Regions from separate parts of the Homo sapiens genome. Here region 2 is linked to region 1. Evidence: chromatin contacts called from ENCODE Hi-C or POLR2A ChIA-PET data. All regions are on one chromosome and are shown on one strand. The core of a region is the stretch at or near the end of the contact, and the rest is flanking DNA. Distances in the headings are between cores, read along the strand shown. Region 1 overlaps APOBEC2 (apolipoprotein B mRNA editing enzyme catalytic subunit 2). Region 2 overlaps LOC107986595 (a long non-coding RNA gene).

Region 1 (7,326 bases), core at 3,443-5,942:
TAGTCTTCTTCCTCTTCCCTTTCTATTCCTGTAGTGGAAGACCCTTCTAAATCCTGAGCAAAGAATAAAAAGAGAATCTATGAGGCCATATTTCCTCCTTGAACCAAACGTTCCCTTCATGGGGTCTCCAGGAATGACCACAGGCAGAGTGGGTGCGAGACTAAGAGAAGTTTCAGGAAGAAAGGAGGCATGATGCTTTCAAGGGGGAAAGGAAGCCCTGAGTGGCAATTTGGACTTGATATTTCAAGCTTGACAAGTGATTTTCCAGTCAGCCACAGTTTTAGCACTTATAACATGAAGATCTATAGTAGTAAGGTCCCTTCCAGCTCAGATGTTTTCTGATTTTCAAGAGAACCTAAGGGAAAATGCATCCTATTTCCTGAGGCAAGAGTAGCCCCTGAATTTCCATTTGCCCATGCCCACCCAACTAATCTCACCCTCATCCTAGGATTAAGGGAGCAGCTGGGCACAGATTAATATAGACACAGGGAAAGCCTAAGGCAGCCTGGCCAGGAGAGTCCTCAATTCCAGTGGCTTTCTTATGGAAGGAGAGCCTTTTTCTAACACCTAAGCATGCTGGTATACGCTATCCTTAGTCATACACACACGCGTGTGCACACTACACTCTTGTGTGGCTTTCCAACACAGAGGGAGGGTAGGTCAAGAACAGAATTAGACTATGTTTGTTCAGCTGAACATGCTTTGGGGGTCCCAGAGCAATGGATCCTGAAGGGTTAAGTCCACTGATATAACTTACATTTGTCCAGGGCTTTATAATCACAACATAGTTTCATGAACATGAGACCATTCAACACTCAGCACAAAGGTAGGAGAGGGAGATATATTATTGCCACTTTACAGAGGGGGAAACTGAGACTCAGAGAGATTGAATGGTATGTCCAAAACCACAGAACTGGTAGGTGGCACATCTTCTTACTCCCAGCAAAGTATCCTTTCTACTGGTTTCTTATTCATTCTGGATCCCAGGTTTCCCAGAGCTCCACGTTATCTCTATCTGGGAGGTAGTGAGGACCCAAGGCTCAGAAAAAGGGGCACAGAAGGGGCAACGTTCTGAGCATTCTGTGAACAGTTCAGGTGGGAGCAGAGCGCTGAGTGTTTCCTGGCCACAAGTAACAGCTGTAGAGAGCTGTCTCCTGGGCCCCTCTGGGTAAACAGATGGCTTAAAATAGCCCAGAGGTGCAGCTGGGTCTGTGCAGGGAGAGGGTGAGGGAATAGCTTTCCTCTCCTTCCCTCTTGAGATGCATTCCCCCCAGGACTCCCTCCTGGAGTCAAGGGGGTCAGCAAAGCAGCTTTTCTAGCCTGGTCTCCTATAGGGAAGATCTTTAGTGCTCCTTATATTTGGGCCAAAAACTAGCAGAAGAGCAGGTAGCTTTTCCGGAAACAGTCCGACATGAGGAGGGTAGCTGGTAGGAAGGAGAGATGCCCAGCTCATAGCGATTCTGGTTGAATAGGGCATTCAGGATAGAAAGCGGAACTGAGCACATTAACAAAATAACATGGTAGAATGTTCTGGAAAAGGGCCTAAGCCTGCCGTAGCGTGCTGAAGCCAGTTCCTGTTGGTTCACAAGTCTCTTCCCTACTCTGCATCCAGTGATATCACCTCGGGAGCTTGAAATCTCTGTAATGGGAGTACTTACCTTATGGAAATCAGCAAACTTTAGAAATTGGGGATTCTTCCTTCTATCAGAGAGATGAGTGTTACACTTATCAGCACACCATTGAAAACCAGAAACCTCTGAAAGTGAGAGGAAGAGCAGTGGGAAAGGGATCAGGTTTGGTAATGCTTAAGACGGAGCTCTGAAGGATACAATTTGAGGCCTGGAGAAGGCATCATATGTATCATACATCAATTTCCTTTTTCTTTTTTGGAGATGGGGTCTTGCTTCTTGCTCTGTTGCCCAGGATGGAGTGCAGTGGTGCAATCACAGCTCACTGTCGTCGCAACCTCCCGGGCTCAGGTGATCTTCCTGCCTCAGCCTCCCAAGTAGCTAAGACTACAGGTGCATGCCACCACGCCCAGCTAATCTTTGTATTTTTATAGAGATGGGTTCTGACTGTGTTGCCCAGGCTGCTCTCAAACTCCTGGCTTCAAGCAATCCTCATGCCTCAGCCTCCCAAAGTGCTGGGACTATTGGCGTGGGCCACTGTGCCCAGACTAGCTTTGAGTGTCTACTGTTGTCCAAAACCTTAGAAGTTAGATTACTCACTCTTTCAGGTGAGGAAACTAAGCCTCAGAGGGATTAAGTCATATGGCCAAAGCTTGTTGATGGAGTAGGATGTGAACCCCAGGACTGTCTGACTCCAAATCATCACACTGCATCCAAAAAACCAGAGAGGATTCTTTTTATATTTACTGAATAAGAGTTTTTCATTTACTGCCTGTTTCCCCTGTTAGTATTTAACCTCTATGAGGACAGCACTTTGTCTTTTTCACTGCTTTATCTTTAGCACCTAGCTCCTGATAGGTACTCAATACGTATTTGTTGAATAAATGAATGACCTAATGAATAAGAACCTTTTGGGTGGTTCTTAGGCTCTCTGTCAGACAAGACAGGGAATGAACTGGGGGAGGGTTTCTTGAGGACAGCAGCTCAGGGTGTATGACGATCCAGCAACACTAGATTTAGGTAAGAATTCCCCTGGCTCATGCCTGCTTCTGGACACAGCACGTTTTAGTAGAGCTCTGGGGCACGAGAGCTGGTTGTCTCCCCAGCTTTCCAACCCAGTGAGAAGTGACTGTGGCTCTGCCTGGCAGCACCCTTGATGTGAGCTTGGCTTTGTCTCTAGTTATGTTGTATATGTTTTTACAGAAAGCAGAACCTCCTATCCCAGGGATTATTATGGAACAAAGATAAATGGCACACAGAGTGATTCTTCTTCTAACCACTTCTTTAGCTACCAGTAGTTTACTCTAGCCATGTAAGGAACACAGAGAGGCAGTGTCCAGAGGAGAAGGGTGAGATAAGGAGTGAGGGGACTTCGACACCAGTTAACACCAGCCACAGCCCTTTACCCTCACCCTGGCCTCTGGAGCACGCTGGGTGGTGTGTCACCAAGAAGAGAAGGCAGCGCACTGACTCTGGCCAACCTGCCTTCCACAGAGGGTTGGGGGCAGGTCAAAGCTCAGGTGTGAAGACCATGCCTACCAGGGAAAACAGGCAAGTTCAGGGTTTCCCTTGGGCAAAATCCCATCCAGTCCCACAGTCTGGAGTTCCCTTCTCAGCTCTAGGGAGTCAGGCTGCTAGAACCCTCTGCTCCTGCTCTTACTACTCTTTCTGATTATGCCCACTCCTTGGTATCCGCTTTGAAAAGTGGTCTGAGAAAGCAGAAGGCCAATGAAACCAGCAATCCTCCCTCTTTCACGCCAGTCACCAACAGGTCTAGTGAGGGAAAGCTGAAACAAGTCAACACATAATTACCTATGAGTAGATTTTTCCACTCATGGATTATTCTGGAGCAAATGTTTAATCTCAGTCCAGCTTCAACTGCCCTCTGGGTTGCTTCCTTTCACAGTATAGATTTACGCTTAGAAAATTCAAACGTTTTGAATGTGAACCTGAGAAAAATGTATTACATTTACTCACATCCCTTCTCCCTCCATCAAGCAGATTATCTTCCCAATTTTTTTTCTAGATATTTGGACTCTCTGTTTCCTCCCAAGTGAACTGAAATGTCCAGTAGCCTGGGTCTAAGCAGATGAAGTGTGACTGGTCTTGTTTGGAGAAAGTATGAGGAAATGGTGCTTAACAAGGTGCTATCAGAGGCTGGGGAGAGGGAATAGAAATCAGGCTGTAGGTTTCTACGCATGAGGAAGTGACTGGATCAGGGAAAGAAATCTACTACCAGCATCTCTCTCCTGACCACCACCCACCACCACCACCCCACCCCACACACACACACACACACACACACACACACACACACGTTTCTACGCATGAGGAAGTGACTGGATCAGGGAAAGAAATCTACTACCAGCATCTCTCTACTGACCACCACCCACCACCACCACCCCACCACACACCCACACACACACACACACACACAGGTTTCTACGCATGAGGAAGTGACTGGATCAGGGAAAGAAATCTACTACCAGCATCTCTCTACTGACCACCACCCACCAACACCACCCCACCACACACACACACACACACACACACACTCACACACACACACACCCCCACCCCTTTACCAGTAAAATATTTTCTGGGTTAAATGTAAAGGGCTATAGTTAAATATGATACTTAGGCCTATCATGCTACTTAAAAAAAACTGCTGGTGATGATTTAACAAGTTAGGTGTCATTATTTCCTTCCTTCCACTAGTGGGCATAATAGTGTTAATTTATTCTGTGAGTCTACAAAATTGCCCAAGATGGCCATGTTGTCTAGTTCCCTGGAGAAATTCCAGACTTCTACTACCTCTGTTCTCCTGGTTTCCCCCCAGGACGTAGCTATTTCGGTCTGTGAGAGGCCTAAAGAATCTCATCTGACCTTTTTGCTCCTTCTAGAAGACCAAGAAACCCATTCAGAAATCAAGCAAGTTTAGTCTCTGAGCAAGCCCAAGGGAACGACTAGGAACCAAACCTTCCCTGCCTTTCCTTTGCTCCTTGAAAGCACTTCTTTTCCTGAGGCATCTAGTCCAGAAGGCCCTGCTGAGGGACAGAGTAGATTCTAGGGCTGCTGGCCAGAGGGGTTGGAAACCCGTATTTATAGAGAGATGACCTTTCTTCCTCTCCCTTGGGTTTCAGGTTTCTTTGGGTCTTCTCCTCTTGCCTAGGGAAGAGGAGGAGGGGAAAATGTCAGAGCTTAAGAAGGGCAGAAAGAAACAGTCACCTCACAACCATCAAAGCCAATTTGCAATTGCATGCTGGGCCAAATTCACACTGGCCTAAATTCATACTTTCAGCTGAGCTATAGGGAGCTCCAGAAGGAAAAGAGGGACCACACAGCAGCTACTGTTTAAGCTTCCAAGCTATTTGAGTAGCCATGAATACTTGCCAGGGTTCCACCTGATAATCCATCATATAGGTGGCCCTGGATTAGACTTGGGGAGTGGGGCAAAAGGTCTTGAAGAGCAAGTTTGGGCAGGAACGGTAAGCTCTGAGCTTCTCAAAAGCAAAAAGCCACTCCAGGAAGTGAAGGGACCATTTGGCAACTGGTAAAGTTGAGGAGTGGTCTGGTGGGGTGAGTACCTTTGGGGAGCACTCACTATAAGTGAACGCCTGACAGGGATTGAGAAGAGGAGCAGGGAAACATCAGGCGATCCATTCTCCTAAAATGTTAAGTAAACAATAAACACCTCCAACTAGGGACACAGGGGCTTAGAGAGCTAAGTATAGTACCTGATGGAATCCTGGGGCTGGGTCCTCAAACACATCCATCTCCACAGTGGAAAATGAACCTGACAGCACGGGACATGGAAACTTGGGTGGATACATTTTGGTGATGGGTGGGGGTGAGGGAATCCTGCAGGGAAATAAGTCAAGTTTACTCATATCTTTGGCATCTGCTGCTCATCCCTAGGCAGCCAAGGCCCTGGGATACCAGGGATTCCCCTGCAGCCCAGGGAGTCTGTTGACTTCTTTGGGGAAAGAGAAGAGGTGGAGACAGGCAATAGTAGAATTAATGGTGCCATAGGTATCTCTTGGGGCAGGCAGAGAGATTACATTTTTAAAAAGGAAAACATTGAATCTTTCTAGCTGGTACTCATCTCCTCCTCTCTTGACATTTTTCATCTCTCCTATTAAAAATTCATTTTCTTTGGACTTCAAACTTGAACAAATCTTGCCTATTTTAGAAAAACACACACATACACATAAAAGTAAAAACAATCTTCAACTCTGATGTCTTCTCTGGCCCTTCTCTTTTTTCTTCTCCTTGTTATTACCAAAATTTTCAAAATTCCTGGACTTTTCCTGCTGTTTTCATTTCCTAACCATCCATCTCCTCCTCAAAGGCACCCACACAATTCATCACCAAGTTTAGTGTCCTAAGATACCTACTGGACTTGTTCAATTTGAGGCTTTTCCTCAGCTTCACACTATCTGCCTATTGCCAAGACTGTAATCTTGCATGGACATCATTTTTATTGTTTTCCTTCTCAAGAACCTGTAACAATTCTCTACTGCCTCCCGAATCAAGGCCAAACTTTCGAGAACCTTCATAATACTTCCTTTACTGTACCTATCCAATTTTAGCAGTCTTATAATGTTCTCAGCTGTTTTATTTACATCTTCTCTGTCCAGCTGCAATCTAGCTGCTAAATTATAAGCATCTGGAGGGCAGAGACCAAGTCCTTTAAGATTTGGAGGTGACTCAATACTAAATACAGGCTTAACTATCCCAAGATACCCTTGAGTAGTCTGTCCTCACAGATAAAAATTCTTGGACACTTAGCATGTGACAATCCCTTTACCTGAAAGTAAACAGACTTGAGAAGTAGTCACTTGAGAAGGAGAGCATGTTATTGCAAGTTTTAGGCCATTTCATGCCAAGATGCAATTTACATGAGTTACAAGGAAGAGAAAAAAGCATAAAATGCTCTGCAAAATCTTTGTTTTGCTCTGTCATGAGAAATTTTATATGCTTGCTACTTACCTGGCCACTTATTGGAATCATCCAGAGAGCTTTTTAAAAATACTGATGCTTGGACCACCTCTCCACATGTTCTGATTTAATTGGTTTGGCATGAGGCCCAGGCACTGACATTCTCAGTCTTCTAGGTGATTCTAAGGTATAGGCAGGTTAAAGATTCAGTGATTTAGAAATGTAGGGGTATGTTGTGCTGGAAGAGTGATGGTGGAGACAATGTCCTAGTAGGGTGACCAAAATGCACACCTCAGTCCAAATTCTCCTCTCCTTCAGATAAACCCTTCTGGATTTTTTAATGCTTTTTTTTTTTTTTTTTTTTTTGTCACTGATGTTACCACAGACAAGACCTATTTATAGTAAGAGTGAATGCATTTCTGAAGTACTGACCTGGAAGAGCTACCTACTCTAGGCTGGTTCTAGAAACAAGAACTTATCATTCTTTCCTGTCCTTTTGTCTCCTTGACCTACAGAGAACGGCTGCCTGCCAACTTCTTTAAATTCCAGTTCCGGAATGTGGAGTACAGTTCCGGGAGGAACAAGACCTTCCTCTGCTATGTGGTTGAAGCACAGGGCAAGGGGGGCCAAGTGCAGGCATCTCGGGGATACCTAGAGGATGAGCATGCGGCTGCCCATGCAGAGGAAGCTTTCTTCAACACCATCCTGCCAGCCTTCGACCCAGCCCTGCGGTACAATGTCACCTGGTATGTGTCCT
Region 2 (7,326 bases), core at 2,792-5,291, 120 kb after region 1:
CGGCTTCAGCTTCCCAAAGTGTTGGGATTACAGGTGTGCGCCATCACTCCTGATCTTGCTTAAGAAATCATTCTGGCCCCTGAAGTCATAAACAACTCATATTTTTGTCTAAACATTTTATTGTTGGGCTACTCACATTTCGGTTGATAACCCACCTGGAATTTATTTTTGTATAAGACATAAGGTAGGAATCTAATTTTATGTTTTTCCCCACATGGCTAGATTGTTGTATCAGCAGCATTAAATATTCTCTTCTTTCCACCTGATTCATAATGCCTGCTCTGTCAAATATCAAGTTGCCATATATACATGGATCTGTTCCTTGCTTCTTGATTCTGTTGCCTTTGCCAGTTTTCCACTCCAGGATTGCATGATAATTACTATGACTTCGTAGTAAGTCTTGGTTTCTGATAGGGTAAGGCCATCTCCTTTCCCCATAGCCTTGTTCTTCACGTTTGTCTTGGCTATTTGTTTTGATTGTTTGTTGCTGGATAATGAGTTATCTCAAAATAGTAGTTTGAAACAACCACCCAAAGATCAAATATGCAGGTTGATGAATAAAATTTTTGCATACTGTGTCATATGCATCAAGAGCATAGGGAGATGAAGTGAAGGGAGGGCCCACTGTGTGGCCTGAAGAACGACCCGCAGGGAGAAGGCTGCTTACACACTCAGACATGCACAGTGGGCCTGAAGCCTCCTGGGACTCCAGAGATCAAGGGCCAGCTCTCCCTCTCCAATCTGTCCTGGTCCTCCTCACATACCCCTCCTGTGGGGCCTGAGGTTGCCATGGATGCCCCGGTACTGAGATAAGGAAAAGGTGTACATTCCCGAGGTCATAGCTTTGGAAAGGTGCCTTCAGGCCTTTGGTGGTAGCAGGGGTAGCCCTTTCCCTGGGGCAGGGTGGGGAGGAGGAACCCACATCCTCCTGTCTGGGGCCGCTGGTTAATTAGGAATCTTGCCCCTTGAACTCCCCAGCTGAGTCAGCTGCACCCCTGCTCTCCCCTCTTGCCTCCTGGAGGCTTGTGTCAGGAAAGGTCATGCTTCCCCCATCCTCTCCATCCTCCTCTGGCACCTTCAGCATTCCTCTAGCTGTAGCCGTGACTGCTTTATATCGTCATTGTTTTTCCATGCATCTCCCCAAACACAAACACACACACACACACACACACACACACACACACACACACACACACACACAATCTTTAAGGGAACAGGGACCCAGAAGCATAGTGGTTAAAACTTCGGAGTCTAGAATTCATCATTTACTAGCTGTGTGAATTCAGGAAATTACTTAACCTCTCTATGCCACAATATCTAAATATGTAAAATACCTTACAGGGATGTTCGAGCCATTAATCCATGAAAAGGAATCTGGCACATAATAAGCACTCCATAAATGTCGGCTTGCTAGAATTAATCTCTGTATCCTCAACCCTGAGCACAGTACCTGACAGTCAGTAGCCACCCCTAAATGCTTGTGTAATTTATACAGATCAGTCAAAACTGTTAGAGTTGGCCGGGGTGGTGGCTCACCCCTGTAATCCCAGCACTTTGAGAGGCTGAGGCGGGAGGATCACATGAAGCCAGGAGTTCGAGACCAGCCTGGCCAAAATGGTGAAACCCCATCTCTACTAAAAATACAAAAATTAGCCAGGATTGGCACGCACTTGTAGTACCAGCTACTCAGGAGGCTGAGGCAGGAGAATGGCTTGAACCTGGGAGGCGGAGGTTACAGGGAGCCAAGATCATGCCACTGCACTCCAGCCTGGGTGACAGAATGACTCTGTTTCAAAAAATAAGAAGTAACGTTGGAGCTCTAGGTCTAGGTAAATCCCCCGGGTTTTGACAGTTCATGAGGGTGGCTCCTGGTGCTGCAGCCAGACCAATGCAAACAGGAAATCCAAGTCAGGGATCATTTGTTGGAGATGGGCTCTCCCAGTGGTATGTAGTCTAAAATATACAACAAACACGGAGGCACTGTCAAGAGCCTATAACTGTGAAGGACCAGAGGTCAAATGAGGCCACAGTTCAACACCAGTGACCTTCTCAAAACAGGGCTAGCTCAGGTGGAAAAGCATGGTGCAGCAATTGCCTAGCCTTCAGCAGTCAGATCCAGCTTGCAGGAGGAGACTAAGCCAGGCAGGGCAGGATTAGAAACTCAGGAGCCAGGGTGACACCCAGAACACCCCATTCCCTCCTTGTTCCCCATCTCCCTTAGCCTGAGTGTCTGGCCCTACAGGTTTGTGTCCCCATGGAGCCAAAGGCTGAGGACAGAACCACATCCTTGACACTGGGACCCTAGAAGGTGGATGATGGCAGCACAGATGTCACAGTCATAAGTAATAGGAGCTTACCTACCTTTCTCCCAGAGGAAGACCTCATCCTCACAACCTGGCCCTCCAGGCCTCAAACCTCCCACCCTTCTTCTCTCCATCCTCCTCTCTTTCTGGCCATGATGTAGCCTGACTTCAGTCTCGTCCTGTGGACAAGGCTGATGTCTCACTCTGACTGAGGACAAGCCAAGTCCTATTTAACAAAAGCTTTCACAAGCCAGCTGCCTAAGGAGGAGTTGGTGAGCTTCCTGCCCTTTGACAGATGGAGGCAGAGACTTCATGACTCCTTACTGAAGTTTGTAGAGAGGGTTTTGGCGTCCCACTGGAAGCTAGAATCAGGGACCTTTAAGGTCACCATTGGGAATCTGCAACTCCAAGCAATCTTCCCCATGATGTAGCAGGATACCACTTCTGGTCACTTGGCCTGAAGTTCCCAGAGTTCAAAGTCACTTCTTGGGGACACACAATAAAAGAGGGACCCCTGTCTCCAGAAGGGCCCTTTGGAAAATATGTGGGCCAAGCAGGAGGCAGCCCCCAGCCCACTCTGTTTGACTGAGATGCAGCTAGCAGACTGGATAATGATTCTGTGCAAGGCAGAGGTGCCCAAATCAGTTCTGATGGAGCTGTGTGGATGGCCATAGGGAAGGAAGGTCCTCACCACACCCTGCCTGGCAAAGACAGGGCGAGAGCTAGGGCCAGGGAGACTCCTGAGCAGTAGGCACTACCCACATCCTGGCATTCCTTCTGGCAGGGTCATAAGAATCTCATGAGTGGGAGGGGATTTTCAATCAGGAGGACAGGGAAGAGAAGAGGGATCTGGCTTGGGGGTTAGGGGGAGGGCAGAACTCCTCAGCCTGGCTTAGAGGCCCTGAGAGGACAGTTAAGGGAGGGGTCTCTCAAGGACATAGGCACCAATAAAATGCATGCACAATCTGTCAGGATTTCATAGCCCTTTGTCAGAAAGGAAGTGATGGCCACAGAGGGAGGCGAGAATTGGGTTACTCAAAGGCACTGGGTCCCCAGACCCTATCTACCTGGACTCTGTCCTAGCAGATCCTGGGGAACAGGGGTGCAAGTGTCCAGAAATCTCCTCCATGATCTTATCACAGCCCTCAGACTCAAACCTTCTGCCCTCTAGTTGATAAGTACTTGACTTTTCTTTGCTCCTCCTTCCTCATATCCCTTTAAGGAGGAGGTGACCCCTGCTGGTTGGTAGCTGTCTTTGCCACATGGAGGGCATTCATCACTGGTAAAGCAGCTCTATATCAATGTGAGTACTTGATAAGTGCTCACTGTCCAGTAAATTCTGCCTTCAGTTCCCAGGCCAGTAGCACCAGATCACCTCAGAGCTTGTTAAAAATGCATCATCAGGCTCCATGCCAGATGTGTTAAGGCAAAGTGTCTTAGGTGAGGCCCAGGAAACTGTTTTAACAAGCTCTTCAAGTGGTTTTATGCACACTCAAGTTTGAGTAGCACCGAGCTAAAAGAGCACTTGGTAGGGATGTTATTTGTAGAGTTGATTCCAATGTTACACAGAGGGTTGATCAAGATGACTTTAGATCATTTGAATTCTGCAGTTCTGTGATTCCAAGAGTCTCAGATCTTTAGACAAGACAGACTTACCCAAGGGAAACTGCCTAGTCTCTCGCACCTGCTAGGAGAGCATCCTAGGGGAGCCATGTTGTCTGCCATGTGACACCCTTCCCCACAGCTGACTGGACAAATGGTAGCCAATCCACAAGCTGGTTCATGACCTATGAGACATGAAAAGCTGCCTTCCACAGGGGTGAAGGGCAAAGCTGGGTTAGCCAACTTCTCTTTTTCTCTAGGAGATTTGAATTGGGAAACAGAGAGAAAGGAAACACGTAGCTAAGCCATGCATGAGGCAGCAGGGGAATGAGTAGTCACCAGTGCGAGGCAAGATTTAGAGTAAATAGGAACTAAGAGTAAGTATAAACCAGGAAATTAAAAAAGACAAGAATAAAGTTGCACAGGAAAGCTGTGGTACTGCTGTCCTAGGGAAGGGTCATTCTTACTCACAGTGGTCTTCTCCTTTTGGACGTCATCATAAACATGGTAAGATTCACCCTCACCTGCAAAGAAGACAGTCAAGGTTAAGCAAGGAATCTCTCCCAACCCAACTCCCATGGAAACATGAGGGAGATATTGGGGTCCTGGCTGGGCAGAAGGGACACTGATGGGAAAGAGGCCAGGGCTGGATCAGTGGCCACATTCTGCCTGGGGAGGTCCCCAGTGCCCAGCAAGAGTGGTGTCCAGGTATACGAAGGAGCAAAACAAACTGGCTGTCTATGATTAATGTGCATAAAATCCGTAAAGTTAATTATCAATTCCAGGTTGCTGAAAATTCCAAATTTAAAATTAGACCTAAGTATAATCTATTTGCTGATGAATTTATATGTAGTACTGTCTTTCCAATTTTTTGAACCAGGAGCTCCAGTGTGATTCACAATTTATCTACCACTTACACAAACACACTCATACACTCTCACACCCAGACACATATTCACACACACTCCTAAAATAAAAGTTTAACAAAAAAAGGGTAAAGCATTATGACATTATGCTCTTCTATTATGTTTTTATAAAAATCCTGTTGTGACCTATTAAATTGATTTTACACTGATTAAAAATAGGTATATAAAATTTTACAACCCACTGCTTTCTTTGGATTTTCATAGCTTGAATAATTAAAACCAATGAAGTCCAATATACCTCTGGCCCACTCCCACGTTTCAGTCTTTTTGTCAACAGAAACATCTTCAGTATAGGGCTATTGAGCACACAGTACCTATGTGTCAAACCAACCAACCAACATAAAACAGCAAGAAAGGAGGTAACATTCATTAAAGGGGACTAATCTGATAAATCTTAGACAAGATGCTACAGATTTCATATGTGATTAATGCTAAAAACTTAAAACTTTGAAGATTAAAAAGTCCTGGAAGTGCTTTTAGGAAGACGACATTTTTAAATGATAAAAACAATTAAAAAACAATACCATGAACCAGGAACATCTTTACATAGATTTGTTTTAAAAGTCTTAACCTAAAAGTTGGCAAAAAATACATGATCCAAAATGGATACTAGCACACCTAGTTGTAGACAAATTGGCACTGAGTTGAATTGGCTTTGGGTGAGCTGACCTGGAGCCTTAGAAGATGATGAGTCCACCGCCCTCAGGGCTGCCCAGGCTGTTGCTCTGGCAGAAGGAAGGGAAGCCATTTGGGGCTCCCAGGGGATCTTGGCCACTTTACTTCTCAGGCCTCAGTTTCCTAGTTGGTAAAATGAGCATAAGAATCCTTGTCCTCGATGAGTTCATGTCCTTGTAGGGACATGGATGAAGCTGGAAACCATCATTCTGAGCAAACTATCACAAGGACAGAAAACCAAATACCGCATGTTCTCACTTATAGGTGGGAATTGAACAATGAGAACACTTGGACACAGGGTGGGGAACATCACACACGGGGGCCTGCCGTGGGGTAGGGAGAAGGGGGAGGGATAGCATTAGGACATATACCTAATGTAAATGACGAGTTAATGGGTGCAGCACAGCAACATGGCACATGTATACATATGTAACAAACCTGCACGTTGTGCACATGTGTCCTAGAACTTAAAGTACAATAATAAAAAATAAAAAAAATAAAAAAACAATCCTTGTCCTCACGGCTCTCAGGCTGCCCTAGAAATCGCTAAGCACTTGGCTGTCTGCTCAGAGCCAGTGACCAGGACTCACTTTCCTAGCTCTTCCTCGGGCTTTCTGGAGGTACCGGTTGATGAGGAGGGCAAGCAGCAGCAGCAGCAGCACAACGGTCACTGCCACACCCAGGATGATGGACTTGACTGGGGGGCTTTGGAATAAGGACCCGCCTGATGAGGAAAGTCAGAGCCCAGACCAACCTCCTGCCCTGAAATTCATCCCTCCTGCCATGCCTGTTGTCACCACAGGCCCTCCCCAGCTTCTAGCCTGTCCTCTGAGGTCTCCTTCGGCTCAGCTGACCAGTAGGCAGCCATGTGATCAGGGGCTCTTCCCCACAAACCATGTTGTCTAGGGTAAGCCATTCCACCTCAGGGTCGGTTTCTTTCTGTGCAAAACTGCTATCTCAAGTCCTTGCTCTTTCCCTTTTGCAATTGTTATCCCTTGGCTTTCTATCTGGGCCCCTATTGCAGGGTCTCCACCCAGCTCTCCTGGCACCCTTTGCTTCACATTTCTGTCTCAGGTCCTTAAGCTCAACCCTTCTCTAGGAAATGCAGTGAGCTCTCAGAGTATACTGATGTCATTGACAAATAGCTCTCCCAGATAAAAAATACATTTTAATAGGTCCCATTTTAAGTCAAAGGAAGAACACAGAGGTAGACTGTTTTATACCATAGCAGGCTTTTAGGGAAGGTGTCTGGGTTGTCAGATGTCAAAGGGGGAGGACAAGCAGTTCAGGAACATCTCTCAGCTCAGGTGATCAGCACCCCTTGGTTTCTGGTTTAATCTCTTGATGCAAGAAAGTATGGTTTGCAAGAGCCCAGCATTCATCATCTGGAGTGATGGTGGATGGAGAGAAGGGAGGGGAGGACAGAGGCAGGAAGACACTGTCAGTGCCCGTGGCTGGGGCCTGGAAACCATCAGGCAGAGGTAGAAAACAAAGCAGGCCACAGGTTGTGGTAACTACACAGTGTGCCCTTTCCCTAGACCCACAGTACTCTGGAATAGCTCTCCTGCTCACGGACAAGGGCTGGAAGGAGGACAGAGGTGAAAGAAACAGCCCTGGTCATGTGCTATGAATTGAACTGGGCCCTTCAAGTCCGTATTTTCCTTGAATCTTCACAACAACCCTGTAAGAAAAAGGTTCCTGTCCCCCTCCCTTGGCCCTGCTCCCCTTCCCCTCACCTGAGGCCAGGAGCACCAGCAGAACTCTCAACAGCAGGTGTGTGGCCTCCAAGGTCATGGGTCCTCTTCTTGAGCCGGGATGGT

The links. Hi-C counts contacts between places; a loop is a spot of excess contacts on that map. ChIA-PET counts read pairs that join two places held with the same protein, here RNA polymerase II (POLR2A). Pooled maps may share reads with other maps.
Region 2: a loop to region 1 is called in a pooled map, with 6 times the contacts of the local background. The contact joins two enhancer-like sites. A Hi-C loop is called at or near these places in 6 of 50 pooled maps. POLR2A ChIA-PET finds 5 or more read pairs at or near these places in 3 of 52 experiments (OCI-LY7, activated CD4-positive, alpha-beta T cell and activated T-cell).

Annotation. Positions count from the first base shown.
Region 1 is chr6:41,054,244-41,061,569 of GRCh38, forward strand. It overlaps APOBEC2 (apolipoprotein B mRNA editing enzyme catalytic subunit 2), which reads left to right. Exons shown (of 3, transcript NM_006789.4): 2 at 7,085-7,326. Among named protein-coding and RNA genes, the nearest start is that of APOBEC2, 4.7 kb to the left of the region's middle. Within about 2 kb of position 4,693, at least 3 of the 41 ENCODE cell types and tissues checked have a DNase peak (open chromatin) inside an H3K27ac peak, as active enhancers do.
Region 2 is chr6:41,178,735-41,186,060 of GRCh38, forward strand. It overlaps LOC107986595 (a long non-coding RNA gene), which reads right to left. Exons shown (of 3, transcript XR_001744118.2): 1 at 7,243-7,326; 2 at 4,377-4,429; 3 at 1,750-1,953. Among named protein-coding and RNA genes, the nearest start is that of TREML2, 19 kb to the right of the region's middle. Within about 2 kb of position 4,042, at least 3 of the 41 ENCODE cell types and tissues checked have a DNase peak (open chromatin) inside an H3K27ac peak, as active enhancers do.